Linked DNA regions of Homo sapiens: region 2 is linked to region 1. Evidence: chromatin loops called from intact Hi-C (ENCODE). Cell type or tissue: GM12878. All regions are shown on one strand. Each heading gives the region's core, and the rest is flanking DNA. Links, peaks and the distances in the headings are about the cores only.

Region 1 (6,069 bases), core at 1,919-4,418:
AATTCAGAAGTTTTATCTGCCTAGGTCTAATCTTTTTGGCAGGATTGCACACAATGTTATATTCTCTCATTGAGAAGCACGTAATGCCTGATTGTCTCTCTTTTTGTGGCGTGAGCAGTGATTACTGTTCCATGTGTAGATTCATCAATTCACTAGATGTTGCAAAACAGTAATCTTCTATCATTTCTTTTTTATTAATTTGTGGGAATACTTTTCAAAGAGGTACCTCTCTTCAGCAAGTATCTGATTCCTCACTATTGTGGTCGATATGGGAAAGCAAGAACAAATGCTTGATTCATTTCCTTTATTTGACTGTTTTCAATAGAATAAATTAGTTTCTGAACAACTGAAAAGACCATTGAAGGTAACTGATCAATTGTTGTTTTTAAAATCTAATCTCACATTTTAAAATTGAGATAAATGAGAGCCAGAGATGTTAAGCACTTAAGATCACACAGCACTTTGGTGGCAGAGCTAGGGTTAGGGTAGTACTCTTCTGCCTCCCAACTTCATTCTAATCTTCTCCTTTTGGAGCAGAACCCCAGACCTGGAACTCTAGTGTCAAAAATCATTCATGAGAAAATCTGAAATGGGTGATAAAAATTCAAAGCATTACTCAACTTCGTCTGCTGTTTCATGGCCTTCACTGCGCAGCCTTGCAGGCAAGTCGATACTCATCGTTAAGAGACAAACGCAGCCTGCAGCTTTTGCAGTGCTCATGAGAGGGGCTCAGCTGCCAACCTTAGAAATTCCGCCTGTTGTCAGGGGGTCGTGGGAATGTGCCCAGGTTGCTGTAGGGAGGTTTTCAGCCCTGGCTACCACAAAGCACTCTCTTGCCAAATCCTGTCTTGCTGATTTTCAGCAGGAAAATGGGAAGTCAGAGAAGAAAGCTTCAACCTGTCAGTCAGAAGGGAAATAGCCAAGAAACTGTCTTCTCACCATATTAACTATGTTAGCAAGAGACAGAGAGAGAGAGAGAGGGAGAGAATTTGGTAGAAGTTGGGGGAAGAGATGGTGGAGAAAATTATCAAACAGTTAAAAAGAAGGGAGAGTATGTTGTAATCATGTGTGCATGTGTGTGTGTGTGTGTGTGTGTGTGTGAAAGAGAGAGAGAGAGAGACTGCCTACAGCCTTAAGACTGTCTAGCAGTCCATCTGTTCACACCTACTTATGTAGCTGGTGACCTCAGACCCAACCACTTGTCCTGCTCTGACCCTTCTCTGCTCTTCATCTGGCTGCCACCATCCTCCCCCCTCGAAGGCTCCCAGGGTAAGGGGAGAGTGACGGCAGTGGAGAGGGGCCAGCGGGAGATAAAGACTTGCTATTTTATGTAGAGATGCAAATCCCTGCTAACTTGTGGGTTAGAGAACCAGTCAAGGACGGGCACAAGGCTGCTGCGGATAACTTGGGTCTGTGTTTGAGATGCACTGTTGTGGTTACCCTGGCTGGAAATGAGAGTTGCTTGGACTGGACTCTTGCAAGTTAGATGAAACTTGACAGTGGGAGATACGGCCTGTACCAAGTCAGAGAATTAGGAACTTTGGGCCAACAGGTCCCCAAAAGCTGATCACTCTCGTTCTCTTTATGGGCAGAAGATTCTGGAGGACTTTAGCCCTGTACAAGGGGAGAGGGCATAGTAGGCAAGATGCTATAGTGAAGTGTTTTGAAATTTAAGGATGTAAAATGAATTTAGGGAGTTATGAGCACAATATTATGAAAAATTAAATAGAATATACTGTACATCAGACCAGGTTGCTTTACATGGAGAAGGTGAGTGTTGTTTCTTAAATTCTTTTTCAGTATTTTGTGTGCACACTTGTTTGCATGTGCATGTATATATACTGGGTTACATCGTGCTTCTTATTGTGGGTCACAGTCAAAAACTGAACATTATTCCTTTTTTTTTTTTTTTTGAGACAGAGTCTTGCTCTGTTGCCCAGGCTGGAGTGCAGTGATGCGATCTCAGCTCTCTGCAACCTCTGCCTCCCGGGTTCAAATGATTTCTGGCTAATTTTTGAATTTTGAGTAGAGACGGGTTTTCACTATGTTGGCCAGACTGGTCTCGAACTCCTGACTTCAAGTGATCCTCCTAAAGTTCTGGGATTACAGGTGTGAGCTACTGTACCCAGCCCATTGTTGCTTTTTTTTTTTTGAGACGGAGTCTCACTCTGTCACCCAGGCTGGAGTGCAGTGGCACGATCTCAGCTCACTGCAACCTCCACCGACTGGGTTCAAGTGATTCTCCCGCCTCAGCCTCCCGAGTAGCTGGGACTACAGGCATGTGCCACCACACCCAGCTAATGTTGGTATTTTTAGTAGAGACGGGGTTTCACCATATTGTCCAGGCTGGTCTCGAACTCCTGACCTTGTGATCCACCTGCCTTGGCCTCCCACAGTGCTGGGATTACAGGTGTGAGCCACTCTGCCGGGCCCATTGTTGTTTTTTAAAGAAATTGTTAGGGGTGAAGAATTGGATTCACTCTGGGCTCTGCCACTACATAGCTCTGTGATCTATGGAGTGTTATTGTTTAACTTCTCTGAGCTTCATTTTACTCATTTATGAAGTAAATGAATGACAATGAAGACTTCCAGCCCTCACATTTTATATTTTTTAAGATAAATGAGAATTCAACTCTCTTTTAAGGGCTCTCAAGGGAGGAGATGACATTTTCTCCAAACAAGGACTAACTAGTACCAATATACAATAATTGTCATCAGAAACACCTCTTTATCTTCAGGCTCAGTTCATTCATTCGTTCATGCACCAAATATATATCAATGTGCCAGACACTGTTTCAGGTGCTGGGAAGTCAACAGTGGAATAAAACATGCAGATCCCTGCACCTGTGGTATTTACCCTAAAACTCCCTGTGGCAGTTTAGGTTTCTTTTTCACTTACCACATGTTTAAAATGAAACAAAAATGAAAGCCTTCTGTAGGCTTGAGAGAATGGTTATTGTTTTTTCAATAATTGCTTTGTATCTTCAGTTTGTCTTTCCATAAAATGGGAATGTAATCATGGAATGCTAGCAATACAAAATTTGAAGGCTTCTACAGGTCTATAACACTCAGAAAGGTGAGCTGATCTGAAAATCCCAAACAAATGGAAAGCTGAACATTCCAGACTGGAAATTATTACTTCCTTTGAATTTTTTTTTTTTCCCGGGGAACTCTCGAAACCACAGACCATTCACTGAAAGGCAGTTCACATTAAAAGCTTCCGTTTTGGCTTCTTGACATATCCGTCTGCTCTCAGGAAACGGATGAGAAACTTCCTCAGGGAACTTTGGGAAGGGGCTGGCATGTTTCTGGCCCACAGACCCAGGACTCTCTTGTTTGGATCAGGTGAAACCTGCAGGCTCTTGGCTTCCAGGGTGCTTAAATTGAAAGCCTTAGGAAAGCTGTGGGGACTTGGACATCTGGAATCATCCTGGCCACCAGAGGGCATTAGGAACCTGTTGGTCACACCACCAGGTGATCTGCCATTTCTGTCTGGGTTATAGCTTGGCAGTTTTACACGGGGTTAGTTTCATGACCTTTTCAGAGCATGAGGGGCCAAATCAGAGTCCCAGAATGCTGAAGAAAATCAAATTGACAGGCTTAGGCTTATCTCTGTCATCTCCCCAAATTAAACGTGCAGGTGCATTCATTGATTAACAGGTAACCACTGAATGCTGCTTGTGTACTGCCTGTAAACTAAGCTCTGCAAATACAACCTTCAAAAAAGCAAAGCCTCAGCTCCCCAGGGGCTCACAGTCTAGGCTTTTCCATAGACAATAGGCAAATGGCTCATTGCCCACTAAGGGAACTCCACAGGGTCCTGAATCTAAAGTGATGAGGTTTTTTGTTATGATGAGGTGAAGCCTCTGGGGGTTAGGATCATCATCTTGACACTTTCAAACGAGATAATGTAGATGTCTGTGAATGGGATTAGGAAAGTGGCCTTTTGGAGCCTTTAGCATTGTAGCTAAACTTTAGAACACCAGTGTGGGGCTGACTGTGTAGCCTAATGGTAAATCCTAAGCCAGGAGTCACTGTCCCACTGTGTAAACTTGACGGAATAATCAGCTTTTGTGGACTTAACGCTTTCTCAGCCACTCTCAGAAAAGGTCAGGACTCTACGACTGTCACACAATAGAAAATGAAGTGAAATGGAAAGGAATTCTAACATGGCATTACACTGGTGGAGAAAACCAGTTGGGATTTTTCTGGCCCTTCGTTATGTTTTTACAGCTATTTGTTTGCATGGCTGATAACCCCCCTCACCCTGCATTGTTCTTACTTTGTGTAGACACAGGATCTAGGTTATGTTAAAACGAGTACTGGAACGCAGAAGTCACTAATTGCCCAACCAAAGGATCAGAATTCTATTTTATTTTTCACAGTAACTTGGATGAGTTGATGTGTAAATGGATGGCATGTTACAGCTCACTGTTTTCTAAGAAAACAGCAGAATTGAATGAAGATAAATTCTGAGACTCCCTCCCTTTCCTCCACAGCCCTTGAGCCAGAGGGTGTTGTCCATAGGAAAGACTGAAGAAGTTTGGCAAGACTACCTATGTGCTTAGGCACTCATGGGTAGTGAGCATTCAGACATAAGTGGAATTCACTAGGATGTACTGGGACTCTGGTAGGACAATTTGAATTATCTCTAAATTGCGCTAAGCATGAATTCATGCAGGATAACTCTGCCTCCTAACGCTGATGCTGACCCAGCCTGTCAATATTTACATTTTTGTGTTTTTCTAAGCTAGACCTCTGAAGCTGAAAGCAGAATGCTGCTTCTACCCTCCAGATAAAGTACAATATCTATTGTTTCAGAAGACTAGATGCCATAGGACAAGAATTGAGCTGTTGTATTACACTTGCCCTCTTTTTTATGTTATTATTATTTACCCAGAGACAACGCTGATTAATCTTTACCAAGAACAATAGGAAAAGAAATATGATTACATAGTTTGTTTTTTTAGGTAGTAAAAAGACTTTGACCTGGAATTAAGGAGACTTAGATTCTCAACGCAGTTCTTTGTTTTATCACATAACTGCTGTGCCAGTGCTTTTGATAATTATGGTAATTTGGAAGGAGCACACCTGGCTGGAAATCCTGCCTTTGCCTCTTACTATGCGACTCATGCAAATTGTATAATTTCTCTGGTCCTCTTTTCTCATCTACAAAGTAGCATCCCACCTATCCCACTTCCCTTATTGAGTGTTATATGTGTAGCAGTGTTTTAATCTCAAAGGGCTGTGTACATACAGACGTTGGCGTTTATGTTGGTAACTGTGCCGCAGTCATCTCATCTGATCTCTAAAATGCCCCACTCTTGCTCCCCTGACACTGCTGAGAACTTGCATATCTTAGCTGGGACACTTCTGGTGTCTGTCTTTCCTGCCCTTCGCTGTCTTGAAGCCCAAACAGAAGTTTCTGAGAACGAGACTGCAATTGTCAATTATTCGTCTTTGGTTTTTAAAATGTGCCCACCATCCAGTCCCCTGGGTGCTCGTTACCACAGCACAGCCTAATTACCTGTAGACAGATGAGACATGCTTGAAACTCTGCGACTTCTGCCTGCAGCCAGCATGGGTTCCTGCAAACAAGGGCCTGTGAAAAATAAAGAAGGGCTTTATTTCTGCTTTCAAAGTCTGTGACTTAGGTGCCTGAAAATATAGTTCAAACAAACTAACAACAAAACCCACAACAAGCAGCTCAAAGCAAGAGGCTTTAGAACATTTAAAGAAAGTGTTCTTTCTCCAAAGGTGTAGTGAGTGCTCGCCTCACGCTTTCCTTTAGTGGCGAACAATAGTTCCGTAACTTAGCCTCACTGAGGTCCAATTAGTCCAAATTGTGGTGGAGTTGGACTTATGGAGTCACAAGATCAGATTTTGGAAATGTGTTCTCCATCTCTGCCTTGTGCCTTTCCCTTTCTGACCCCCTGTGCCAGACAGGCTGATCCTAATCAGCACAGGGAGGCCTGCAGGCGGCTGAGACTATGAGGTTTATGATTATGAGGTCAGGGACCAGCAACTCAGGACTCATAGAAGAGAAGATTTTGGGACAAGAAAAAAGGA
Region 2 (6,069 bases), core at 2,154-4,653, 150 kb after region 1:
CCATGTCCAAAACTTGGTGGCTTGCGGTGGTGGAAAGAACATAGGACTTTGTTGTATATGTGATTATTTAGTCTCTTTCCATGGTAAACCTGGGATTGTGGGCAAATGAAATTACTCTAATTTGCATAATTAAGGCAAATTAGATGCATGCCCATGTTTTAAAGGTCCCCAGCCCCATTTGTAGCCACCTGTTGGTAGTTTCTTCATTCATGGCCTTCCTTTTTGGGCAGTTATGGTTGCCTATAAAGAGGACAACTTGCCTTAGGATATTCCCCAGTAGGTGAGACTCTGAGTTCTGCCTGTGAGCAGTTCCACCCATCATCCTTCTCAATTTTTCGCTTTCATTTCCCTATGCTTCTCTGCAGCCCCTGGGCTCCATATATGTATGCTCCTACTACACTGACTTCCATAGAATCATGACTACAGATTATTTAATTTATCCTCGTTTTCCCCAATCCCATTTTTTTCCTCCCCAGGAATCAACTCCATTTCCTTGCCCAGTCCTTTCCACATAGGAGGCTTAATGTCCTGATCACACATGGGGCCCTGTGCGTTCTCCTCTGGAGAAGAACACTTTTAGAGTCAGCCATCCTGTGTAGATTCTTGCTTGTGGTCATTCAACACTCTGATGCTGAAAATCTAGAAAAAGGAGGGATTTTTCTTCCCTTAGTATATCCCAGAATATCACCAAATTTACCTACACACAGTTGTCTTCTCTTTCTTTCTTTTTTTTTTTTTTTTTTTGATTTTTTTAATTTTTTGAGATGGAATCTCACTCTGTCACCCAGGCTGGAGTGTAGTGGCAGAATCTCGGCTCACTGCAGCCTCCAATGCTCCTGCCTCAGCCTCCCCAGTAGCTGGGATTACAGGGGTGCATCACCACGCCCAGCTAATTTTTGTATTTTTAGTAGAGACGGGGTTTCACCATGCTGGCCAGGCTGTTCTCGAACTCCTGACCTCTCAAAATGCTGGGATTACAGGTGTGAGCCACTGCGCTCAGCCTGTCTTCTCTTTCAAAGGCAGCAATTTTCAAAACCAAAAAGATTACAGTAAATGTAATCGGGTTGAGTTAAAACCCAAAGATCAAAGGAAAGGTAACATGGGAGAATTTGACCATTCTAAATTTGTCTATTTCTCTAGTCCCTGATGAATGACATCTCGTTATACTGAATAAAGTTGCAGGTGTGCTCATTATCTCTTTGACTCAATTTTCTCTTCCGTGAAATTGGAATAATAAGATTAAAGGAGATATGACCCACTGTGCCCTTCATAAAGTACCTACAGCAAGGCCTGGCAATACCTTCTCAATGAGTGTTAGCTCTTTTTATGTGGGAAATTATTAAACAAGAGGAAGGATATCTTGGATTAAAGAAAATTTTAATATCTAGAAAATATAGATCACTAGTCTATGTTTTCTAAAGTTATTTAGATACTAAATTACTAGAGAATTAGGTTAAAATAGTATAGACCAATGATTCCTAAACATTGCCGCATATTTCAATCACTTGGAGATCCTTCAAAAGCTCTGATACCTGGCTCCCACCCCCAGACATTCTTGTTTAGTTGGTTATGTAAAAACTCTCAGATGATTCTGAAGTGCAGCAAAGTTTAGGGAGCACTAGTATAGATCATTTGGTGAATTTGTAGTTGAAGCTGGCTGAAAATGTAGATTTGGTTGTAGTGAACACTTAGAAAAGAAAAAGATAATACCCAGGAGCCAGTTATTCTATTTGGATAAGATTAAAAGAAAATTGGAAAAGAGAATTGGTGTGCATGGTGAAATGGGGTTTACCCCTAGTAAGCTCTGTTCCCAGTGAGCTAAGGGCTAAGTGTGTTTATTCTGCTGGGCTGCATTTTGTCCCAGGGAAGGCTTTCATATGTATCCATGTGTACATGATAAAATTTTACTTAAAGGGTGGCTACCTGATTGAATGGCAATGTTGGTTGCTAAAGGGTGAATGTTGTGTTGGAGCCATCTGAATCCTCAGCTTCCTCACCCTTCAATCTCCTGGCCATTTCTTGCTTTAAGTTTTAATTACGTAGACATCACTCACCTCATGAGAGAGATGCAGGATTAATGAGAGGTCTTGGGTTACAGCTGGGTCAGAGGCAATCAGTATATCCATTTGGACACCCCTGAACCAGCCTCCGTGGATTAGAGTCTGAGTTGGGGAACTCGGAGAGGACAGAGTGGACATCTGTGGAACATCAGTTCTCTTGCATTAATGGCTCATAATGCACAGACTATATCCTAAGCATTAATTCAGGAAAGAGTTATTTAATAGGGTCTCTAGAGTCCCTGATGGCCAGTGTATACCAACTCGTTTATAATTCAAGGACTGAGTTAGAAGATCTTTAATGACCCCTCCCATTAAAAAAACTTTGGTCAGATGTTGACCTCTTTGGCTAACAATCTAGCTTTCTTCCTCTTCCAAACTTCCTGACAGACTGTCTATATACCCTCTGTTTCCTTGACCCTCTTTCACTCTCAGGGCAGCCAGTTGTTTGGGGCAGCACTGCAGAATCTTGGAGACAAATCCTGGTTTCTCTGTTTACTCTGTATGTGATCTGGGAAAATTCTTCAGTCACTGAGATGCCTCAGTTTCCTCTTCCATAAAGTAGGGTCAGTGGATAAAAGGAAGGAATACATATTAAATGTATAAAATCCCTGCCTGGCTCATAGTATACTTTGAATGCTTTTAACCATTTTATTGGAGGAATAACTTGAGGAAGGGATGATGTCCTACTCATCTGAGTTTCTTTTTGCTCATCCATATAGTAGTGTATCAGTGAGGGTCCCATAAGACAGAAACCACACCAATAATTTGAACAGGGAAAATTTAATATTAAGAATCATTGGCTGGGTGCAGTGGCTCATGCATATAATTCCAGCACTTTGGGCCGCCAAGGTGGGAGGATCGCTTGAGCCCAGGAGTTTCAGAGCAGCCTGGGCAACATAGGGAGACCCCATCTTTACAAAAAAAAAAAAAAAAAAAAGAAAGAAAGAAACAAAATGCCGGACATGGTGGTGTGTGCCTGTAGCCCCAGCTATTCCGGAGGCTGAGGTGGGAGGATTGCTTGAGCCCAGAAGGTTGAGGTTGCAGTGAGCCGAGATTGTGCCACTGCACTCCAGCCAGGGCAACAGAGGGAGACCCTGTCTCAAGAAGGAAAGATAAAAGAATCATTAACAAGTAAAAACATGGAAAGGTCTCTGAAGAATGGAGGTATAACAGATGCCTCTTGTTATAACAGATGTAGGGAGCAGCTCCTAGGATTGAGCCACTCACTCACTGAAGGACAAACTTCTAAGAAGGCTCCCTGCACTTCCTCCAAACCCAAGGCTAAAATTCAGAACTTATTGGAGAGGGTGTGGCCATTGCCCAGTGTATGGCACAGAGGCTCTAGAGGTTCTGGGGACTGGGGCACATAAGCTGGAAACTGCCCATTAGGGTATCAGTGAAACTCATTGGGAGGCTGGTGACTTCTGCAGAAAAGCACCAGAACAAAAAAGGGCAGCCCCTTCTAGTGTCTCTCTAGCGCCCTCTACTGACAAGATATAACATTGTGCCAGCCGGCAAAGAAGAAACGTTGACAGGGCACAGCTCCAGCATCACAAGGCAGGGAAAAGAAGGGTGGATTTGCAGCTGAGGGGCAATACATGGATACGTAGCCTGAGTAGGAACAACGGAACTTACCTTGAAGGGTTGTTTTGAGGGTTAAATGCAATATTATACAAGCACCTTTTGCCTTGTAGATGTTTATTTATGGAAGTAGCATGGTATGGTGAAAAGATGGATTTTATTTTATTATAATTTTTTGAGACAGAGTCTCACTCTGTCACCGAGGCTGGGGTGCAATGGTGCGATCTTGGCTCACTGCAACCTCTGCCTCCTGGGTTCAAGCAACTCTCCTGCCTCAGCCTCCCAAGTAGCTGGGATTACAGATGCCTGCCACCACACCTGGCTAATTTTTTGTATCTTCAGTAGAGATGGGGTTTCACCATGTTGGCCAGGCTGGTCTGAACTCCTGATCTCAGGTGATGCACCTGCCTCAGCCTTCCAAAGTGCTGGGATTACAGATGTGAGCCACTGTGCCCAGTGGAAAAGATGGATTTTTAGAAATAACTGTAGGATCATGGGTACTTAAAGTACAGGCTCCTGATACTCAGTTTTCTCATCAGTTTGATAAAATACTTTTTTTTTTAAAACGGAGTTTTGCTCTTCTTACTCAGCTGGAGCACAATGGCACGATCTCGGCTCACCACAATCTCCATCTCCTGGGTTCCAGTGACTTTCCTGCCTCAGCCCCCTGAGTAGCTGGGATTATAGGCGCCCACCACCACGCCTGGCTAATTTTTGTATTTTTAGTAGAGACAGGGTTTCACCATGTTGCCGAGCCTGGTCTTGAACTCCTGACCTCAGGTGATCCACCTGCCTCGGCCTCCCAAAGTGCTGGGATTACAGGCATGAGCCACTGCGCCTGGCCTTAAATAAATTTTATAAAAGGATAAAAGGCATAAAAGCACCCCTGTGCCTGCAATGGTGAATTCTCAGTAACTTGTCGATCCCTGTTTCTCTTCTTCTTTGTATCCCACACACTCAGAAATCTCCTAAATGACTATGCTTCAGAAAAGCACTCGTGATTTGGATGATAGTTTTAAAACAATGAGATTCGCTTTTGCCTATCATTCTCCATGATTCAACAAATTCAGATTTATGTAAACTGTTTGGAGTGCTACTCTGTAAAAGTTTTTAAATTTTATTTTATTAGTATGCAGGTGGGATTCAGAGACGTAAGATCTTAGCCTTTATTTTCAACATCTCCCATGCATGTCAACAAAGATTATCAAACACAGGAAGTGAATAAAATACTATGTAGACACTGACCCTCTTTATATAAAATGTGATTGATCAGGTCTGGGTTGAATGGATTGGTTCAGTTGGATTTGCAGGTGTATCTTAACTTCTCTTTCTTAGCCCTGATTCATCTAGGGTGGTCTCTGGAAAGTGCTTTTGACACTGCACAGGACTCTCAGAAACCTCTTTTCCTTTAAAAAGTAGAAGATAGTGTCAGTTTTCTGTATCTCTGAAGGAAAGGTTTAATTCAGAGAAAGGTACCCACTTTTACCTCAATTTCCTAAATTCATTTACAGAAAAGCAGCTTGGGAATTTAGGCACCAAATAGCTGTGAAAGTGTGGAGATTGAGTCCGGAGGCGTAAGTTCCGTTTGTGGAAGTCCTGTTGGCTTTGTTAGGATTGCAGCATGTACCTGCTCTTGGATCAGCTGGTCACCCCAGAGTTTGTGCTGTCCTTTCAAGAAGGACAAGGGCAGAAAGTATGAGTGCCTCTATGGGAAATTATAAACACCGTTAGGACAAAAAGGCCCATGCCTTCCTAATGGCATGTCAGTAGCCCCTTCTTTTCACACGCAATGTAATCGTTCAGAGTAGGACTCGGGTAAGGCAGATGGGGTTTCAGATACAGGCTCTACTACTTAATAACCATGTACTATAGGCAAGTTATTAAACTTTCTACCTCTTCGTTTTGTCATCTGAGAAATGGGAATAGTAAGTAGTATCCATTTCATATACTGTTGATATAATTCAGTGAAATAATTCTTGTCAGGGGTTTAGCAAATTGCACTGCACATAAATAGTACTCTTTTGCTATCATCAGGATAGTTTTGGTTTTATTGTAGCTCAAGTGAAGCGCTTCTCATCATGAAAGCCTTGTATTCTGTAACAGTAGACACAGTCCAGATTCCCTGATTCGCTTGTTTTGTTACTTTTCTATTATTTAATGTGTCCATTTTGAGGGTAGCAGGCAAATAACATTTTGGTGACTGAAGAAATACCACGCACATACTTCGTGCATCTTAAGGAACTGAGATCTTTCTTGTATCCAAACTCAAGGCTTCTGAATATCTGTCTCACCACTAGAAAATATTTTTCACTGTGTTTTTCAACAGTAGCTATTGCTTTTGACCAATATTGATTATAGTAGCTGTAGTTTACTGGACAGATACATACTATGTGTCAGATGCAGTGAGAAGCAGGTTGCATGTATTTAC

The links. Peaks named below come from ENCODE experiments on the same cell type or tissue, not always from the same donor. Only the 100,000 strongest peaks of a DNase experiment are listed, where the experiment ranks them.
Region 2: it touches region 1 in a loop (9-fold over the local background); 5 of 110 quality-filtered maps call a loop at or near these places.

Annotation. Positions count from the first base shown.
Region 1 is chr11:123,404,120-123,410,188 of GRCh38, forward strand. It overlaps a transcript of GRAMD1B not described here. Among named protein-coding and RNA genes, the nearest start is that of GRAMD1B, 23 kb to the right of the region's middle. RefSeq lists enhancers at 1,095-1,611, 1,414-1,503, 3,362-4,270, 5,291-5,470. In GM12878, for the core only: a CTCF peak has its summit at 3,432 (motif pointing right); a DNase peak (open chromatin) is centred at 3,461; H3K4me3 peaks cover 1,229 bases; H3K27ac peaks cover 1,812 bases.
Region 2 is chr11:123,551,549-123,557,617 of GRCh38, forward strand. All of the region lies in intron 2 of GRAMD1B (GRAM domain containing 1B), which reads left to right. Among named protein-coding and RNA genes, the nearest start is that of SCN3B, 100 kb to the right of the region's middle. In GM12878, for the core only: a CTCF peak has its summit at 3,542 (motif pointing left); no DNase peak of the experiment used is centred there.